Linked DNA regions of Mus musculus: regions 2 and 3 are each linked to region 1. Evidence: chromatin loops called from intact Hi-C (ENCODE). Cell type or tissue: left cerebral cortex. All regions are shown on one strand. Links, peaks and the distances in the headings refer to the core of each region. The heading gives the core; the rest is flanking DNA.

What was found. Peaks named below come from ENCODE experiments on the same cell type or tissue, not always from the same donor. Only the 100,000 strongest peaks of a DNase experiment are listed, where the experiment ranks them.
Region 2: it touches region 1 in a loop (2.0-fold over the local background); 3 of 42 quality-filtered maps call a loop at or near these places.
Region 3: it touches region 1 in a loop (2.3-fold over the local background); 3 of 42 quality-filtered maps call a loop at or near these places.

What each region holds. Positions count from the first base shown.
Region 1 is chr1:136,210,411-136,215,036 of GRCm38, forward strand. It overlaps Mroh3 (maestro heat-like repeat family member 3), which reads right to left and starts at 2,410. Exons shown (of 23, transcript NM_001329610.2): 1 at 2,195-2,410; 2 at 879-993. The coding sequence starts at 966. It overlaps Inava (innate immunity activator), which reads right to left. Exons shown (of 10, transcript NM_028872.3): 10 at 3,112-4,008. The coding sequence ends at 3,916. In left cerebral cortex, for the core only: a CTCF peak has its summit at 2,601 (motif pointing left); a DNase peak (open chromatin) is centred at 2,580.
Region 2 is chr1:135,962,358-135,966,983 of GRCm38, forward strand. Igfn1 (immunoglobulin-like and fibronectin type III domain containing 1) reads right to left here. Exons shown (of 27, transcript NM_177642.3): 15 at 4,319-4,626; 16 at 3,708-3,832; 17 at 2,935-3,076; 18 at 2,306-2,605; 19 at 1,401-1,700; 20 at 712-885. Among named protein-coding and RNA genes, the nearest start is that of Igfn1, 42 kb to the right of the region's middle. In left cerebral cortex, for the core only: no CTCF peak of the experiment used is centred there; a DNase peak (open chromatin) is centred at 2,446.
Region 3 is chr1:136,113,931-136,118,556 of GRCm38, forward strand. Cacna1s (calcium channel, voltage-dependent, L type, alpha 1S subunit) reads left to right here. Exons shown (of 44, transcript NM_001081023.2): 39 at 1,218-1,346; 40 at 1,995-2,245; 41 at 3,677-3,762; 42 at 4,406-4,512. Among named protein-coding and RNA genes, the nearest start is that of Gm15850, 15 kb to the right of the region's middle. In left cerebral cortex, for the core only: a CTCF peak has its summit at 2,408 (motif pointing right); a DNase peak (open chromatin) is centred at 2,412.

The DNA of each region.
Region 1 (4,626 bases), core at 1,291-3,790:
TTGTTGACCTGAGGGTATCTGAAGAGGGTAACAAAGCCAGGGTTCATTTGGGCCATGGGCCATGTTGATTCTGAGATGTCTACCTGGCATTAGAGTGCAGATATAAATAGGCTTTGGGTTGGGACGTGGTGGCACATTCTTGTAATCCTAACCAGGAGGTTGAGGCAGGAGAATCACAAGCTTGAGTAATTTAGCCAGACTCTGTCTAGAAGAGGAGGAGGAAGAGGAAGAGGGAAGAGGAGGAAGAGAAGGAGGAAGAGGAAGAGGAAATGAAAGAGGAGGAGGAGGGAGAGGGAAGGAGGCAAAGGCCAACAGAATAACACAGCAGGTTATCCAGCTGGCCAAGAAGTCTGACAGTCTAAGCTTAATGTTCTAGACCCATGTGGTGGAGAGACCCATCTCCTGGAAGTTGTTCTTTGACCTCCACACATATGCCATGGCATGCATGCACATTGTACATGTGTATGCACACACATGGTAAAGAAATAAAGTGAAATTAAATTTTAAAGGATTAGGGCTATAAGAACTTGGAATTTGGACACCTCTAGTCTAAAAATCAAGTGTTGGTTAAGAGGTTATTGGCCTGTAGGTAGTATGGAAAGATCTTTCCATACTACCTACAGGCTTTAAACATCTAGGGCTCCACTGAACGTCTAGTTGCCTCTAGGTGAGCTTTCAATATCTCAGACCATATCAACGCCCAGCTAAGCTCCAGGCCTCTGAGGGAGATGAGCCTGCAGAAGGAGCAGGCCTTAGAGAGTAGTTATGAAAGGGATAGCCCTTAGAGTGACATCTCTAGCAAGGGCCAGGGAGCCATTATCACTTCCAAACTGCCTCAGTAAGATTAGTGATACCCAGGCCTACAGAAAACTGCTTACCTGATAAACTTGGCTCTAACAAGACATCGTACATCGATGACCGAAATGTTACTCTGTTCAGATTTCTCTCCTCGGAGTGTAGATTCATTTGCCCACCCAGGACAGGATCCAACAGCTTGTAATGAGACCAGCAGTCAGGCCTGATGAGAGTCTGGTCTTCTTAGTGATGCAGGTTTAGTATAGGGGAAGGCTGCAGGAGGCAGCCTGACCATTTACAAGGACAGGGTTGGAGATAGCAGAACACTTGTTCAGCATGTCCTGAGGCTCTGCATTTATCCATGGCATGAGGGCAGAATAAGAAGAGAAAAGAAAAGAAAAGAAAAGAAAAGAAAAGAAAAGAAAAGAAGAAAAGAAAAGAAAAGAAGAGGGGAGGGGAGGGGAGGGGAGGGGAGGGGAGGGGAGGGGGGAAAGGGGAGGGGGAAGAAAAGAAGAGAAGAGAAGAGAAGAGAAGAGAAGAGAAAAAACAAACAAACAAACAAAACAGAACCACAAGAACTGACTGGACAGTGCCCATGCTAGGTCCTGTTTGCTAGTTTCCCATTTTATCTCCTGTTTCTGGGGAAAGTGCACAACCCCCCTTGAAGAACCCTGACTCCTTATGGGTCATGCAGGCACCAGCCAAGGATCTCCTGTGGCAATCTCAGACTCAAGCTGGCTCCCAGGGAAGTTTCTATCTGTGGTTCTGATGTCTTAAGGTCAGGTTCTGAAGCTGTTCTTAGCAGAGGGTTCTTTCCCATTCTCTAGGATGTCCCTTCTGCCATCCAGGAGGGGAGGCTAAGGACTCTAACGTGCCTGCAACTCCCAGACATGGATGCTCAGGTGTAGAGCTAGCCTATGGACTGAAACTGAAAGGAGTTATGCCCAACCAGTTCCTCACACTGGCACATTTCAAGGCTGGCTGCTTACAAGAACTTAGCTATCCCCCATTTTTTCTTAACAGCCTCCCATATCTATATATCTATAGCTATATAGATATATAGATACTTCAACCTCTTTGCCACCTAGAAAGATTATTACAACAGAACCCTCTGATCAAGCTTTACCTGGAATTGGGGGTGGGAACTGGAGAGATGGCTCAACGGTTAAAAGTGCTCACGGTAACTCCAGTTCCAGGGAAGCTGATGCCCTCATCTAGCCAAAGTGGGCACTGCACACACATGGTACGCCCATATACATTTAAAAAAAAAAACCCTAAAATGTATTTTTCTGGGCCTAACAGATGACAGATGGCTAAAACACAAAACCAAATACCTGCCTGACAAGTGTGAAACCCTGGGTTCCATCCCCAACACAGGAAAAATAAAGTTCAAACTTACCACAAAATAAGTTACATCCAAAATCAAGTCCTTACTGGCCACAGTTAATAGCTACATTGATGTTCAGGTCTGAGATAAGGATGCCCACAGCTTCTCTAGAGGCCCTGGAACTCTCTTCCCTTCCCACCCAACCCCTAGCATGGAACAACCCCCAGCCTAATAAAGCCAGGTCCTTGAAAGCCAGATTCCTACAGTCTCTAGGGCTGGCCACCAAGTGCAGCACTGGCGTCACCCCTGCATAGCCATCTGCCTGGCCCTTTGTGACCTACCTCTTCCTTGACTGTGGAGAGGGACAGGCAAAACAGAGACCCCTTTCTCTGCCTGACACAGAGCTGCTACCTCAGACTCAGGCCACAAGCTCTCCAGAAACTGTAGCCATAGCAGGCGCTCTGCTCTCAAGTCCTGAGCACCCCCTACAGGGCAGCAGAAAAAGTTGCAGCCTCCCTCCAACACCCCTCTCCTCCTACTACCCCTCCCTCTCCACCTTTTGCAAAAACACAGAAGGGGTCTTATGGAGAGCCCCTCCTTACCCAAGGAACGCCTGTTTTTCCAGCCACAAGAACAATTTCAAATAAGCCTCAAACCACTGAGCCTGGGCCATCTGAAGCCAGAGAAAAAGGGATCACAAAGCGCTGAAGTGCCTTCCAAGGTTACTCCATGGAGCTGCCATGAGGGTGCTGAAAATGGAATCTGGGCTTTCCAGATTTTAACAGTTGAGCTAAAAGTTCAGGCTCTGGAGACCTTGAGGAGCTTTGCTGGATTCCCTGTGCTCAGAGAAGCAGCTTGAGTTTCTGTCTGTCACTCTGCTTGCTCCCTAGAGTCATGACCAAACCAGGCAGCCATCTCAAGGAGCCCACTCTGTGCTTGGTCAAAACAAACAAACAAACAAAAAAAACAACTCAGCACACACACAGAATCCTTCATCCTCAGCTGGGCCAATCAGATTTTATTGAAGTATTTGGCACAAGGTTGCCCTGTAACGGAGGGCACCGCCACGGTGCAACCACACGAGATAGCTGTTAGGTAAGACCAATAAGTTAATTAATGTGAAGGATGCTCAGGTGTGGGGAGGCACTAGCACTCAGAAGTCTCTCAGCTCTGTGGCTCAGGATCTAAGGCACTTAGGGATCCAGAGAATACACTGGGTTGGGGGGGGGGCATCTATGCACTGGGGAAGGGGCTCAGAAGCCATACAATATGGCAAGTGGAGGTTGGGACTACTGTAGGGTATGGGAAGAACACCATGACAGAAATGCCTGTGCCCTGAAGGGGAGAGGAGAGTTCTGCCCAGCATCTGGGAAACAAGGGAAGAGTCCCTGTTGAGGGAGTCCCACATCCGGCCTCCAGCCTTAAGAAGCAACAGGTATCTCAGAAAGAGGGCCCAGAGCATATGGGACGTCTCAAGGGGCCCTCTATGCCACTTGTCCTACATAAGGAGACAAATGCTGTCGATTAGTCCAGCTCGACATTAGTCCAAAAGGCCAGACTCTGGGGGATAAAGCATAATCATGTTATTAAAGAATAAGACAAATCACAGATATAAATCCTCAGGTCAGGACTTCTGGGAAACACATGTAAAAAAACCGAAAGGTCTCAGCTCTGCATCATCGGCCTGCGATGAGGGGAGGGGAGATGAAAGAAGCACTTAAGGGTGAGGGGGTCCTCGACCCCAGCTCCAATAGAAAAGTCTTTTCCCGCACGAGGCAAGGCGTTCAGAAGAGTTACACTTGGCTGATAATCTCTCCGTTCTCAGGCACAAAGACTTGCACTGGGGCCCCGTCCGTCGACCTCCGGAGTACGTACACGGGGGGCACCTGTCACAGGCAGGGAGAGAGGAGAGGCGGATGAGCAAACTGGGTAGAAAGGTCAGTGCAGCAAGCTCAGCCACATCGTTCTCTTTGCTTAAAGGCACAGACCATCATCGATAGTGAAGCCCTGGTGCTCTGCTCCTGCCCTCCCCAGGAATGATGCCCCCCAGGTACCACCCCTGATCCAGGTCCTTTGGGGTATGACGGTCACCCTGACCTTCTTCTCCACCTTTCCCGGGCTCATGTCTCATCACCGTCCCTGTCTGACAGGTTGGGATGAGCCAAGCCTAGACCAAAGGCAGGTCTAAGCTCGCAGGAAGGGATAGGCACGTCAGCTAGAGGGTGTATAGCCTGGGACTGGGCCAGGGCGCTGCCCAGCCAGAGATGGCAGCTGCAACAGCCCAAAGATCAGGGGTGGGGGTGGGGAATGATGCAGCTGGGCTGCTGGGAATCTGGGGTCTCAAAGAAGCAGCTTGTTGGTAACTTCTAGAGTCTGTCCCCTGCATAGCCTTCTGAATCCGGATGAGAGAATAAAGAAAGGATTCATGCCGGCTAGCCTCAATTCCAGGATGAAGAAATGGGGCTTACAGAAACCAAGGCTGCACCCCTACCCGAAGTCAGAGT
Region 2 (4,626 bases), core at 1,136-3,635, 250 kb before region 1:
TGCCTCACAGAGTCATAATACTTAAATATACTAAATGGTGACATTAGAGATGTGAGGATATGGTCCCCAAGTAGCCTTAACTCCTAAGTGGCATTGCCATTACCGGACTCCTGACAGTTTGTCCTGAGCCTGGTGTTGGGCTTCCAGTACACACAGAGCACAGCCATGCATGGGGTTCTGGAAGCTTCTGTAGCACCTGCTTCAGCCTCAGTCTCGTCCAGATTTTTTCTTATCTCTGGAAGCAGCTAGCTCCTAGGATACTAACTAGAGGGTGGGGCCCCTTCTGTCTGTGTCATCAGCAAGGAAACCGAGATCTACAGAGGAAGCGGGCTGCCCATGGTCAAAGCCTGAAGTGTGTGTGAGGGGGTAGGAAGGAGAGCTGGCTTCCAGTCCGACACTTCTATTCTAGGGGTCCTCTGCTGATAGACCTTGCTGGGTGAATCTTTGGGGTTTGGGGGTGGGGTGTTTAGCAGCATCCTTGTCTTCTTCACACAAGATGTCAAGAGCATGTATTCTCCACCCAGCTGTGACTGTCACAAATAGCTCTAGGCGTTGCTAAATGCCCCCACAATGGGGACAAAACCACATCAGCTGAACAGCATCTATGTTAAACTGATTCTCACTAGTGACACCAAGGGACGCTGTAGCCAGGAGGGGCTTTAAGGCAGCTTGGAATGGTGTCAGCGAGAAGCTGCCCTCAGACCAACTCACCAGACACGGGCTGCTCATTCACAGCCATCCAGGTGTTGCTCCCCTTCTTGTGCTTCTCGATCAGGTAGCCCAGGATGTGGTTACTGCCAGGGCCCTGTGGTGCCCCCCATGTGAGAGTGATGCTCTGACTGGAGGCTGACAGGATGGCTGGGGCAGAAGGGGGCCCCGGGAGAGCTGAGGGCAGAGGGAAGCCAGTCAGCAGAAGTACCAGCTTGTGGGAGGTGGGGCTGTGAGGAGAGGGCACGGGAATCTAGGGGCACAGTCACACTCTGCCGTCTCAAGCATTCCAGTGCTGACTCAGCGTTTCTTGTCACACTATACTTGCTGTTCTGGGACAGAGATGATAGGACAGAAAATGCTCTCCTGCCTTGGTTGGAGCCAGTTCTGAGATCCCTTAACCTCACCTACTGATAGCTTGCTCCAGAACAAGGACACGTGATTAGAGAATGATGTTGGCCATTATGCAGGTCCTGAGAGAAGGGGGCTGTGTGTCTCAGCCTCAAAGAACCGTAAAAGGCTACCAAATCCCAAAAGAAGTCATAGTAAGGTATGTCTACTGTGCTCTACAAAGGCCTCAAGTCCCACCCCATTCCCATCCCCAAAGCATAGCTAGTGACTCTCAGGCTGTATCCTGGCCATAGTAGAGAGAGCAGAGGAGTTCTGTATCCAAATGTTATCTGTTCTCTCACCCTCAGGAGCCACCAACACCTCCTCTGACTCCAGGGCATCTCCGGCTCCCACTGAGGTCACAGCCCGCACACGGAAGGCATATTTCTTTCCCTGCTCCACGCTGGTGTCGGTGAAGCTGGTACTGTCTGATGGGGGCTCGCCCACCTTCAACCAAGTGCTCCTTCCAGCCTGTCGCCTCTCCACCACATAGTGTTGTATGACCTGGCCCCCGTTGTCCCTCGGGGGTAGCCAGCGGAGGCAGACACCTGCTCTGTGGCAATCCTGAACCTCCAGGGGTCCTTGTGGGGGCTGAGGCTTGTCTGAGGACCCGTGGAGAGAAACAGGAGGAGAGAGGAGTCAGAGAAGCTGGGAGGGGGCATGTTACTTAACCCCCTCATCATCGGATAAGTCTGTAAAGGGATGGACAGCCCAGAGATACACATGGTTCCTGACACAGCCAGAGGCTGAGGCAAGGCGGAGCTCCTGGGTAGGTTCCAAATGTCTCTTGGTGTCTCTGGTCTCTACTTCCCCAGTCCTGCCTTAGGAGATGGAATGGGACCTCCAGCCTGTACCTAGCCCTATTCAGTAGCCAGCATGACCTTCTGCTTAGTCCTCTTGTACAGGCAATCTGACCTTGCTGGTACAGACTAGGGGCCACCATTCCACTAATCTTCCCCCCAGACTGTTGTGTTAGAGCTCACACAACAGGGTCCACCAGCCTGTACCTGGTCTTGGCCTATCTCTTCTTCCTAGGCAGTCTGGGGACAGGGAAAATGGGTCAGTAGGGGTGGCTTAGGATCTTAACTCTCATGCAAATAAAGACCAAGGCTAGCAGAGTCCATCCCCAGACCGGTCCAGGCTCCCAGGGAGGTCCTGGGACCCCAGAACCCTGGGGCCCTGGCTGGAGAACAGGCAGGGTCAGCACCTATAACTTGCAGGGTGAACTCAGCCTGCACACAGCCTCCCTCGCTCCTCAGCGTCACGCTGTACCGGCCACTGTCCTTCCTGCACACGCTGGGGAGGCACAGCCATGTGTAGCCATCTGCCAGAGCCAGTTGGATGCCCTTGTGGTCGCCGCCCACCACCTCGTTCCCATCTTTCCTCCAGGCAGCCTGAACAGGGAGGCGGCTCTGGAAAGGGATTTTCACGGTGACTGGCTTCCCAGCCTTGAACACCAGTGGCTCTCTCAGTGTCTCTGTCACATCTGGAGCAATGGTGGGGGGATCTGGAGATTAAAAAAAAAAAGAAAAAGAGTAAAAGAATCAGAGAGGACCAAGTTCTGGGCCACTGGGGATCATGGGAAGAGCCTGGAGAAGGAACTCCCTACCCCACCTCATGAGGACTAGTAAAGGGAATGGGCTGGGTCTGCAGCAGAGAAGGCCAGGGTCAGACCTCACCGAGAACTTCCTAGTAAGGAAGGAGATAGATAAGACGCTGGGTTGGGGAAGGCATGGGTTGGCTTCATAAACAATCTTCATAGACTGAGAAGATTGCAGGCAAGTGAAGGATTCAGGGCTTCCATAGAGGAACATTTCACCTGGTGGTGGGCCTCACCCTGCACGGTCAGGCTGGCCTCGCTGTGCTGGCAGCCGGCTACAAAAGTGTATTTCCCAGCCTGGGTCCCCTCCACGTGGGTGAGAATCAGTCTGTGCGTGAGCCCATCTTGCTCAAAGATGACTCCATCTTGGGCAGTGAGCTGGAGGCAAAGATCACCATGGAGATGGCCACTCCCACCCTGCCCAGTTCAGCACTAATAACTGCCCTGTGGACTACATGGTTGTTACCACTTGCCACCTATGCCTGTCCATGCTTCTCAGAGATCAGTGGCTGCTCAGAGAGACCAGTGAGCCCCAGCTGGCCATCAACTCTCAAATCAGCCCTAGGAGATGAGCGCTGTTATTGAACAACTTGTCCGCGGTCACATAATTGCTAACAGAAGAGCAGGGATCAGGAGTCAGACTCCACTGACACCACCGTGCTGTGCCACCTGGTGTGACCACTTTGATGGGGCTCAGAGAAGCTGCTCAGAGAGACCAGTGAGCCCAGCTGGTCAGGATGAGACCAATGGGCTTGCATAAGGCCTTGGAGGCTGAGTGGAACTCGTGAGAGAGGATAATGGGAGAGTGTCATTCAAGATTCATAATGTGTTTATTCAAAACACACCACACACCCACTGTCTAAATGTCTCCCAAAGTAGAAACATCAGTAAAATAGTGAAATAGAGTGAAAACTTCTATAAAGTCTCTTCGGTCTACTTCTCTGCTTTGCCATGGTCCCTGACCCCACTAGTTAGGCAAGGCGGGCTATGAGGTGTGAGGTGTCAGTACCTTGACTCCATCCTTGAACCACGTGCCAGGTCCCAGGTCACTGGCAAGAGTACAGGAGACTATGGCGGCTTCCCCCAGTTGCACCTCTGTATCAGTCAGACCCTGAGAGAAGTGGTCCATGGAGCCTAGAGAGATACAAAGGAAGTCCCCACAGCCCAGCTTTGGCCTGTGTTGAATTCTGGGGAGCCTCTATGGTCCTGCCCACAGGGCTCAGTAAGACGCAATGCCCGGCTTCTCATTTCCCTAGGCTGGCACAGAGATCAGGGTGTAAGGGAGATATAAAGAACCCCCCACATATACCCCCCGAGTCCCACAGAGAGGCATTTGGAGTCACAGAGGCAAGCTAATACTCTGGGACCTTGGACATGGAGTTTCAAGAGTTAACACCAAGCAGACCTTTGAGTTTCACATAGCTTGGATCCCTTCTGCACGGGGAGAGGAAAGGAGCAGGAGCGGAGGCTCCTTGAATTTGCAAGGGATTCTGGGAAATAGAGACACCGGTAGTGATGAGTTCCTGTGCCGAAGGTAGAACTGGCAAGTAGGCACCCCTGTGTCCAAGGACTCTACCCTCTGGCTCCACCCTATAAGAGCCACCAGCTGGGAGTACCTACCTCGGGCCTCTGAAGAAGAGCGGCCAGTGCCAGGCTGGTATCTGGATCTGGGGCTCTGGGTAGCATCTTGTGCCTGGCCACAGACATCTGACCTGCCCTCTTGGGTATCTCTCCTGCTGCCAAGGTGCCTGTGGGGGCCTTGCCTCCTGTCTTCACTCCAAGGTTCTCTCAGAGACCCTCTATCCTCACTGCCAGCCCAAGGCTCCAGCCCTCCGGCCCCCTGTGGGGTTGCTCTCTTTGCTGATCCAACTTCAGTCCCAGACTGCACCTGATGCCTGCTTCCACAGGGACCAGGCTTCTGGCCTGAC
Region 3 (4,626 bases), core at 1,136-3,635, 97 kb before region 1:
TCCCTGCACCCATAGGGCAGCTAACAACCATCTGTAACTCCAGTTCCACAAGATCTGATGCCCTCTTCTGGCCTCTGTGGGCACTGCACATAAACGGTACACAGACATAATAAAAAGGCGAAGCACCCATACATATAAAGTTAAAATAAATAAATAAATCTTTAAAAACAACCCATACACTGGGCAGTGGTGGCGCACACCTTTAATCCCAGCACTTGGGAGGCAGAGGCAGGCAGATTTCTGAGTTTGAGGCCGGCCTGCTCTACCGAGTGAGTTTCAGGACAGCCAGGGCTACACAAAGAAACCCTGTCTCAAAAAAACAACAACAACAACCACACACACACAACCACAAACACACACACACACACATGTGGGCCACGTGTTCAATAAGAATTCGAATTGCCTTTGCAGTTTTGAAATAACTTTATCTTTTACACAATTGCACATTTTGATATGAGCCATTTAAGGATAACTTACATGACACCCCCTCAGCTCAGAATACTTTAGCGTAAATTTCCAGAAAACATGGCCTTGCCCTACATAATTCTCCTACATAGCCACAATACAACCACTAAAACTAGGAAGTTAGTGTTGATTCATAGCTACCCTCCATTCCTCACCTCAATGAAAAAGAATCCAACTCAGGATCATACACCTTGCATGCACAGCATCCTGCCTTGGTACCTTGCTTTCTGGAATCAGTCACTTGGCAGTCCTTCCTTAATGTGACCTTGACTCTTTTGAGGACACAGGCCAGCTGTCCCTCAGTCTGGGTTGGTATGATGTTTCCTCATACAAGACTGAAAATGTACGTTTTAGGTAAGAATGTCACAGACATGATCCTGTGTCCTTTTTGAAAATTATCAGGTGGCATTCATTTTGATTTGCTTTTTTGCTTCTGATATATAACATTTCATTGGCTAAAAAACACATATCAACAAAAAGATTCTCCACTGAGAGGCTTGGGTGGAAGGGATACAAAGTCTCTACCTACACAATCCCAGAAAGGCCCTTACATTCTTTTCAGAATGCAGATTGTCTCCCTCAGGCCAGAACAGGACCGTGGGCCCTCAGAGCCCTGTGATATTGGTCCAAGCTGGAGAACAGGTTTCAGGAGAGCTAGAGGTTCAGGGATTCAAAACAAGTGGGGCCAGGAAAAGCATTTGTGGTCCCAACTCCTGGAATGCACGATCACCCTGATACTTCACCACCCCTAGGCTGGATTACGGACCATAGAGGAAGAGGCAGCTCCTGAGATCCACCGTGCCATCTCTGGAGACCTGACAGCAGAGGAGGAACTGGAGAGGGCCATGGTAGAGGCTGCCATGGAGGAGGGGATATTCCGGGTGAGTGAAGGCCATGGCCACTTCTAAGGGACCAGGCACAGCAGGGAGCAAGAGAGAGAAAGGCTAGAAGCCAGGATGTACAGAAGATGGATTTGGGAGCTAAAGTTACACCTTGCCACCCATATCTTTTGGGACTCAGAATCTATGGCCCCAATGCACTAAATATGATACACGGTCGTTTCCTACATTCCCCATATCTATTTTCATTGCCCAAGGGTAATTTCATTTCCATTCAGGCTACCCCTGATATTTAGTTCTGTGGAGAGTTATAAGCCATGGGATCTTGACGATTCTTCATGGACACCCTATTAAACTCTATTGGATTTTGTGAAATGGTGGCCCAAATAGAAGACATGCAATGTCCCATATCAATCAACTAGGGGGGAGCTAGAACAGAGTTCTGCAGACTCCCAATTCAGTGTGCCATGTTCCCATGTGTGCGTTACCTGTATGGTTCCTGTCTGTTCATCAAAGTTAGACCTTGCTGAGGGTGAACTGTATTCTAGTATTGTCTTTCAGGGCATTATCTTCTGGCCTTAAAGGTTGCTTGTTCCTAACACTTTCTTCCCAGGTTGTCAGCCAACCACCCAACCCCAGGGAACTCCTCATATCCAGTCATTGCCTTCTCACTCTCCCCCTTGCCTCTAGAGGACGGGAGGCCTGTTTGGTCAAGTGGACAACTTCCTGGAAAGGACCAACTCTCTGCCCCCTGTCATGGCCAACCAAAGACCCCTCCAATTTGCTGAAATAGAGATGGAAGAGCTGGAGTCACCAGTCTTCTTGGAGGACTTCCCTCAGAACCCAGGCACCCACCCTCTTGCTCGTGCCAATACCAACAACGCCAATGCCAATGTTGCCTATGGCAACAGCAGCCATAGAAACAACCCAGTGTTTTCCAGGTAACAGTGGTAACTGCTGGCCACGGGAATATGAATTCTGAGATATGTTTGAGAGGGAAGGAGGCATCCTGAAATTTGTATAATGTCCTTTGTTAGCTATGTGTCCTTGGAGACCACTCTACACCCCTAGCACAAGAGGGCAAACCTGGCCTGAAGGGGTGTCTTTGGCCAGCAGGGGGCAGACTCTTGCCAACATCGGCCACAAACCTAAGCCAACCTTTCTGTGATTTCTCAGTTGGAAGGCACTGAAATGTATTGGTTACATAGTACAGTTTAAGAAAGGGCCTCCAGCAGTAGCGTACACTATAGGAAACTGTGAATGATAAGGTCAGTTGTCAGATTTGGGTAGTTCTGTCTTAGGTTTCCATGGCTATGAAGAGACACCATGACCAAGGTAACTCTTATAAGGACAACATTTAATTGGGGCTGGCTTACAGGTTCAGAGGTTCAGTCCATTATCATTATGGCAGGAAGCATGGCAGCATCCAGGCAGGCATGGTGCTGGAGGAGGAACTGAGGGTTCTACATCTGGTTCCGAAGGCAAACAGGAGAAGGCAGCTAGGAGGAGGGTCTCCAAGCCCACCCCCACAGAGACACACTTCCTCCAAGACCACACCTACTCCAACATGGCCACTCCCATTCCAACCACCACACTCCCATCACGTCAATCCCAGCTGTGATTTAAGTGGCATATGATGCTGTAGAGCCACTTAGCCATCATAACTCAGGGGCTGGGTTCCCAGTGGGACTTCTGCTCCGGACGGGCCAACTGAATAGCAGTCTCATTGGGAAGACAGGGCAGAAGCCAGCTGAACAACTACTTCCCTAGTCAGGACTGCCAACGCCTCACTCCAGTCCAAAGAGGCCTCTTGAATGCAGCCCAGATTGCTTGAAGGGTAGCCATGTCTTTGGGTCACCATGGTGCTAGGTAGTGTGGCAATACAGAAGCACCAGACCTGGGCTCTGCTGTGGGTGGGTGGGTGTCACGTGGTACAATGGTGACCAATTAGGACCCGTTAGGTGTACCGAGAGTACAGAAGTGTTCCTAATGACGCGGGCTGGAAAGGCCCAGAACACTTCTCGGTTTCAGTTGCACATGAGCAATATCTGGAGCTTTCAAAACTACCCGTGTCTAGAGTGGGTTCCCCAGCCAATGGTCCTCACCACAGCTTCCCAGGTGAGCCCATGTGTCATCAGGACTGACAGCTAGGGCCCTAAGAGGGCTTGAGGTCGTGCAGAGTGTGAGAAGAGTAGGGGAAGCATTGAGCAGGAGTGGAAGCAGCCGTGAGTTTGGCTTGCTCCCTCAGAGGCAAGGACAGCTAGAGTCAAGCTCTAGCAGAACCAGCCCTGGCGTGAAGGCTCCTGCACTCTGATTGGATGTTCACTGGTACCTCTGTGGATGGGTTTCAGCCTGCTCTGCTCCCATTTCAGCATCTGCTATGAACGGGAGTTCTTGGGAGAGGCGGACATGCCTGTTACCAGAGAAGGACCCCTCAGTCAGCCCTGCAGGGCCTCAGGTCAGTCTTTTCTGTGACTAAGAAGCTGAGCCTTCTCCTAGAGGCGTTTGGGAGTGCTCCCTCTTCCCTTAGAGCCTTGGAGGGTCCTGGGAGGAAGAACACTATCGTCAGGTTGAGGAAGGCTCCAAATGGGAAGCTGAACGGAAGGGGTAATGGGTGGGGAAGGCTTGTTCACGCTATCGGCCTTTGTGCAGGCCTACAGCTCCCTTCTGTGTAGCCTAGCCTGGAGTTCCCTTTTACTGGGTTCCTGGAAGGACAATCCCTGCACAATTGACCCCTAGGTTGTGGAGTCCTTGGCAGGTGGTCATGCAGTCTCCCTGTGGGTCTGGGATCACTGTGTGACGGTAGCAGCCCCAAGATTTCTGGGGTTCAGTAACAGTGAGGGTACTCCCTTGCTTGCCAACACACATAGCCATACTGAGCAAGAGCTTGCTGGCAAGTCTACCCCTCAGCCTCCCCCAAACCATAAGGACAAAGTGCTGGGCAGGGAGAGCTGAGCCAGTTCTGTCTGGCCTGGAGTTGCTTAGGTTTCAACGTGTGTCTACCTTCTCAACTACCTGCTGTAGCTGCCCAAGCAAGACTCTGATGACTCCCCCCATCAGGGGTCGGCAGCCCCACTGACCTTGCCTTCCTTGGCCCACAGGACCTCACAGCAGATCTCATGTGGACAAACTGAAAAGACCGATGACCCAGAGAGGAATGCCTGAAGGCCAGGTGCCTCCTTCCCCGTGCCAGGTAACAGGGGCAAAAGCCTGGGAGGAAGCGCCATATAGACCCCACTTGGCCTGGCAGGGGAAGAGCCCTGTGGGTAGCAGCCCATTCATAACAGAAGGATCCTGTGTTCCTGCATCGTCCTCAGTCTGT